Regions from separate parts of the Mus musculus genome. Here region 2 is linked to region 1. A link is a contact called in ENCODE POLR2A ChIA-PET data. All regions are on one chromosome and are shown on one strand. Each heading gives the region's core, a stretch centred on a gene start or an enhancer-like site at or near the end of the contact. The rest is flanking DNA. Distances are from core to core; before and after follow the strand shown. Region 1 holds the start of Zfp53 (zinc finger protein 53). Region 2 holds the start of Zfp948 (zinc finger protein 948).

Region 1 (3,222 bases), core at 353-2,852:
TTCAAGTTAGATCTGGTCACCTGTCTGAGGCAAATGAGATTGCCCAGAAACATGGAGATGATATAGCCACAACCATGGTGGGCAAGTGAATGAGCAGGACACAACAGGTGTCCTGCCTGTTGTAACTGTTAGAAGACATTGCACCTTATTGTATCTGAATTACAGTGACTTAACACTAGTATAAAACAAAATTTACTTGACTATGCTGATGTCAGATTGGAATTTTTTTTTTTTACAAATATAAACCTAATGTGAGTCCATGAAGTAGCATTGTTCTGTAATTGCCTTCCTTATATGTAGGTATTCATTCATATTACATCCTTCATTTTCTTCTCAGTGGAGGATACACTGATACCCTTCTGGTAAATGATCTCAGGAGTCATTGTAGAGAGTTGACTTGAGAATAACTGTAAAAGGAAAGTTAAGAAACACAACAGTGTGTGGAACTCAGACAATGGAGGAAAGAAATAAGCAATAGCTGTCCACTGCAGACCTGCCTCAAATCATCTAGAAACTCTGACATCTGGCAGAATATTTGCTTTACATCAATAACTTTTGAAGAATCTAGTGATTCTATCTCTCTCTCTCTCTCTCTCTCTCTCTCTCTTTTTCCCCCCACCCCCCGGAAAGAAAGAAAAGGCCTTTGATGTTTTAAATGGAGCCTTTAATATTACAAAGTCTGGGTCATCAAAACAGTAATCTTCATTATGGTACATTAGTTTACCCAAGTATTGTGAATCTGAGTGCATTAAATTCTTCTTCATCAATTTCTGAGAAAAAATATTTAAAAACAGAAACATGTACTCTGAGTTGCACCCTAAAGCTGATTACTGATTTCTCAATTATTTGTTTCATCTTGGTTTTTCTGAAAATCCATGCAATTATAGTATAAGAAAATGTTAACTCCCCAGAGGTCTACTTACAAATCACAACTGTGTAAGTAATGGAAACATAAAGTTAAGAAACTTGCAAAAGCTTTTAATGAAGTTTAAATCTTAAAACACCGCAATTTATATTAAACTAAAATTATGCAAAGGTAACTGGGGACCACTGATGTGGTTCATAGACATCATAGGCGGGTAGGACTTTTCAATGGCTTCTTCCTTTAAGCTGTTTATCAGGTAGGATTTTTCTTTATTTTAAAACGAAGACTATGTTCCACGTTCCTGAAAAGTCTCTCCCCAAATCAAAATTGCAGTATATGGTTTTGAGTTCTCACGTTTGCATTTTAATAGATGGCATTCTGGCATCTGAATTTAGCCTGTTTTGCTCTTTGGTATATATTATATGGCCCAGAGGCTCATAGTCCAATGGGGGTGTTAGGATGCCTATTTTGTATCTGACGGGTTCAGAACTCACTATGGGGGTCAGATACCGGGATGCTGCGTCATATCAGATCCAGTTCTGGTCCAGGCTCGCAACAAGCAGGTGGGAAGACCGTGCAGATCAAGGCCAGGTCAGCCTTACAGCTGGATCTGTGGGAGGAAGCCTGAGACCGAGTGGGAGGGACTGATTTCCGTGGGGCGGAGCCACTCACCCGGAAGCAGAGGATGGGAGGATGTTACACATTGGCTGGGTGTAGAGGAAGGGTGTGGAGTGGGCGAGTTTAGAGGAGTGACCAGCAGGGATACTGAGATGCAATGTGTGTGAGCCTAAGGAATTGAGGCTAAATAGTCAGAGCCTAAAGTGTTAAGAACGCGTTTCCGGCCTAGGGTCTGCACTGTGTGGAGTCGCGTGGTGCAGACTTGCCTGCAGAGCACACGGCCGGGGTCTCGCGGGACCCGTGAACCCCCAAAGCTACAGGTGCCAGGCGGGGCGTCCTGGGAGAGTCAGCAGCGCCGCGGCGGGAACAGCAGCCTGGCGGCCCTGGAACCTTCCAGGTCAGAGGAGCTGCGGGGCTGCAGAACGGGCGGGAGTGGAGCAGAGCATGATCAATGTCTCCGCAACTCATAAAGATGACAGCTCTCAAAACTGTGCTGTTGGATGTCTTACCCTCGTCGATACATTTTTCAATAATATTGACTGAATAGTGCTATTTTTAATTGATCTTCTACCCTCCACATATTCTCCTACGAATAACCTAGTAGAACATTTAAATTTATCGGTTGATATTTGCAAACGCGGTTCTCTTTGCTATGGTGGAAAGGACAAAGCTCTTGAGATTTTCGATTATCCATACTAACTTCCGTGTGCTACCACTTCCTTATTCAAGAGAGTGGCATATGGACCTAGGGACTATGATTCCATGAAAGCTTCTAGATATTAGTCATGAAAGGAACACCTGCAAATTTAATTAAGAGTACAATTTGTTGTGAGTTCCACAGGTATGGATGTAAACATTAACTTTTAAAAGTCAACGTTTTATCCACCATTAATTTTTCATCTAAAACTCTGTGTATTCACTCTGTGATGTAAATATAGCGTTGTGAAAAGGGTGCCGCCAGGCTTGGTGACACTCATCTTTTATCTCAGCAGTCAGGAGACAAAGACAGATGGATCTCACTGAGTTTGTAGGCCAACCTGATCTACATCGTGAGTTCCAGGACTACCACAGCTACATTGTGAGACCCTGTCTCCAAAAACTTAAATATAAATACAACAACAAGACAAACAAGGGGAAGGAAGAAGGAAGGATGGATAAGAGGGAGGGAAGGAGAGAAAAAAAGTAAGGAAGGCAGGCAAGTCAGACAAAAAAAATTTTTTTTTGTCTTCTTCTGAGTTCTTAATGTTGCAAATTAGAGCCTGGAAAATCACAGTATGCTGTTTGAGGGAATCAGGCTACAGGGTTTTCACAGTTAGACAGCATTTGGTGGTGGTACACACCTATATTCCCAACACTCCAGAGGCAGAGGCAGGTGGAGTTCTTTGCCAGCCTGGTCTACAGAATGAGTTTAAGGAAACCCAAGGCTGCACAGAGAAACCCAGTTTTGCAGCAAAAAGAAAGAGACAGAGAGAATGAAACAAAATTAAAAGGCATTAATTATAGTATATGACAATATTAGAAATAATCTTGTGAATAATTATAACTCATCTACATCAGAAAATATCTGCAATCTTGTTTTGTTAATGGTTCAAGAAAAGCATTCTGCCCATGGACACATGACTAAACTGTTATGGAAAAGTCACCATTGTAGACCAGGCTGGACTGGAATTCATAGATTTCTACCCACCTCTATTTCCTCAGTGCTCACATTAAAGTTGTGCACCAGCAGGAATGTTCAA
Region 2 (3,222 bases), core at 336-2,835, 78 kb after region 1:
TGACTTCCAGGCCAGCATGTCTCAAAAAACAAAAATCCCACCACATAGTGATACAACCAAAAAGAAATCTCACACTGGTGTTAAAATTAAACAATTGATCTGGTCACATTAGCACCGTTTTTTTGTTTTGTTTTGTTTTGTATTGTTTTGTTTTGTTTTTGTTTTTTTGAGACAGGGTTTCTCTGTTTAGCCCTGGCTGTCCTAGAACTCACTTTGTAGACCAGGCAGGCCTCTAACTCAGAAATCCACCTGCCTCTGCCTCCCGAGTGCTAGGATCAAAGGTGTGCGCCACCACACCCGGCTTAGCACCAGCTTTTAAACACAGGTACACACAGAGAAACTCTGTCTATAATGAATGGATGAATAAATACCCCCCCCCCTTTTCTATTATTAGATATATCACAAACACAGACACACACACATGACAGCATTGTGTGTTTCTGTGCCCACTTCAAATACTGCCACTCTCACCTCCTACCTCTTCACTATGGTCCACAGTTCCAACAGTCACTCTACTGTGTTCATCTCCATTCATTTTTGCCTGGGATCACTGAGATGAACCAGAGTCATTTGTGAGACCTTGCTGGAGTCTGATGTGCTCAGTATAGGATGACAACTAAAGGCAGTGATTCTTCTACACTCTATCCATAGCCAACATATAGAGAGCTGTTCCACTTCCTAGACTGACTGTGGTCTTGTGTGAGGCCAGTGCAGGGAAGGACAGTTGCTGTTGGTTACTGATTACAATAGTTGTATGGGATCTAGAGGATGGTGTGTCTTAGCCCTTTTCCCTCTTTCCCTTATTTCCTAACCTACTCTTCTTCCTCAGTGTTCCCAGAGCTGGAGTTGTTATAGAGTAACAGACTTTTTTATGACTAGAACCACGTACTTTACTTTTTTTTTTTTTTTTTTTTTTTTGCGACTGGGCTAGCCAAGAGTCTGCATCCACCAGAAATCTGTCATGAGAAAAGAGCCTCGTGAATGACTCACAGAAGACAAATGCCTTTCTGAGTTAGTAAAATGACATCTAGTGGTGAAAGCAGTACAGTGCGGGATGACTTCAGCCCTATGCTGATGACAAAACGATGACTACTGACTTCTTTAGACACCTTTCTTTTTTTTTTTCAAAATCCAAGTTCTTTGAATGTCTGTACCATAGTCAAATTTTCAGAATTTGGTATTGGCTTCCTATGTTTGTGTGTTGGGAATGGGACTCTGGCTTCTCAAGTTAGCCTGTTATTGTTTGGTATGAAGTATGTGTCCTAGAGGCTAGTTTTAGGCTATTTTGCATCTAAAGGATTCAGTACCCAGGATGGGGATCAGATACCGGGGTGCAGCGTCCTATTAGGCCCAGTTCTGGTCTAGGCAGACAGTGGCCACTGGGAGGCTGTGCATAGCGGGTCCGAAGCAGCCTGACAGCTGGAGCTGTATGGCAGGAAGCCTGAGACAAAGTGGGAGGGACGTGTTCGCGGGGCAGGGATATTCACCCAGAAACATGGTGGAAGGTTGTTAGACATTAGGTGGGGGTGGAAAACATAGTGTTCCGAGTGGGAGGAGTATTCCCAGTGGGAGGAGTTAGGGCAGTGACGTGAACGGAAGCTGGAAACTGGGTGTGGGAGGCTGGAAACGTGGGACGAAGAACCAGAAGTGTCAAGGACCTGTCAGGTCCAGAGCTCGCGGCCCTGCCCCGTGGGGAATCGCGTGGTTCAGACCTGGGGTCAGAGGACACAGAGGACTTCGTGGGAAGCTAAAACTCCAGGCAGCCGCGGGTGCCTTGCGGGGCATCCTGGAGGAATCAGCAATCAGTCGCAAAGCGGCGAGAACCGGAGCCAGGCGGCCCTGGAACCGCCCAGGTCAGAGGAGCTGTGGGGTTGGAAAAGGGCGGGAAGGGAACAGGGTGTGATCGGTTTGTCTTCTGCTTCTAAGGAACCTGGCTCGGGAATTCTGCTGTAGATGTCTTTCTTCCCTTGTCGAGAACTTTTAGCTCACATAAATCGGACTAATCCTGTTTTTTTTTTTTTTTTTTTTTAAATTGACTTCTGAATGCCAAATGTTCCTATTAGAATACTGTAGTAGAATATTTGAATTTATGTATTGATTTTTGAAAACCAATTCTGTTTGTTCAGGTTAAAAGGAAAAAGCTCTTGAAATTTACATTCATTCACTCTAACTGGCCTGTTTTACCAGGAGACTTACAGTGACTTGGCATCCCCGGATATCTTTTAGATACTATATATAAAGGAGTGGTTGCAAATAATCTGAAAGAATATTTTATTTTTGCAAATTACATAGGTATGGTTGTGAACATTAACATTTATAAGTAAACTTTTATTTCTCATTATTAATTTATTTACTTTACACTTCTATCGCAAACACCACCCCTCCCCCCACTTCCTCTCCTCCCAGTCCATTCCTCCTGCTTCTCCTCCACCAATTTCCTCCTCCATTTCTCCTCAGAGAAGGGGAGGAGTCCAGTGGCTCAGCCAGTCTAGTTGCAGTAGGACTAGGCTTATCTACCATTGAGGCTAGACAAGACTGCCCAGTTGGAAAAGGAATCCAAAGGCAGACAACAGAGTCAGAGACAGGCTCTGCTCCAGTTGTTACAGGGCCCACATGACAACTAAGCTGCACATCTGTTACAGTTCACAGTTAGAAAGGACATTATAAGCACAAATCTTTAATCCCTATCTTGGGAAACAGGCAGGTAGGTCTAGAAGATCCTTGTCATCCTGGTATACAGACATGGTTTAAGGACAGTCAGGGCTATGGAGAAATCCCGTCTATTGGAAACGGGAGAAGAAAAATGAAAACACGAATGAAACGTATTGTTGTAAACTATAAAACTATAAAGCGTCTTTTGAAAAATTAACTCTTCTATATTAGAAAAATGTCAATAGTAGTCTTTTGTCTCCTTTCTAGTAAAGGACTCTATGGACATACAACCAAACTGTAATTTTTTAGTTCTTTTGTTTGCTGTGTTTGATCCCTGAGCCCATTCTGTTGCTACATCTGGACTAAACTCACCTTGTAGACCAGGCTGGAGTGGAAGTCACTGAGTTCCACCCAACTCTGTCTCCTGAGTGCTAGGATTAAAGGTGTGAACCAAGACAAATATTTTTACTGCTGTTTTGTACTTTGTGGTCAGTTCACAGCCACTGGTGTGACTGTGGACTTCTTCAAGAAGGAGGGGCAATGTCAGGACCATGCTGGGGAGGCTTTGTA

The links. ChIA-PET counts read pairs that join two places held with the same protein, here RNA polymerase II (POLR2A).
Region 2: POLR2A ChIA-PET joins it to region 1 with 11 read pairs in Patski. The contact joins the promoter of Zfp948 here to the promoter of Zfp53 in region 1. POLR2A ChIA-PET finds 5 or more read pairs at or near these places in 3 of 5 experiments (Patski and embryonic stem cell).

What each region holds. Positions count from the first base shown.
Region 1 is chr17:21,487,386-21,490,607 of GRCm38, forward strand. It overlaps Zfp53 (zinc finger protein 53), which reads left to right and starts at 1,603. Exons shown (of 5, transcript NM_013843.3): 1 at 1,603-1,880.
Region 2 is chr17:21,565,393-21,568,614 of GRCm38, forward strand. It overlaps Zfp948 (zinc finger protein 948), which reads left to right and starts at 1,586. Exons shown (of 6, transcript NM_001002008.2): 1 at 1,586-1,853.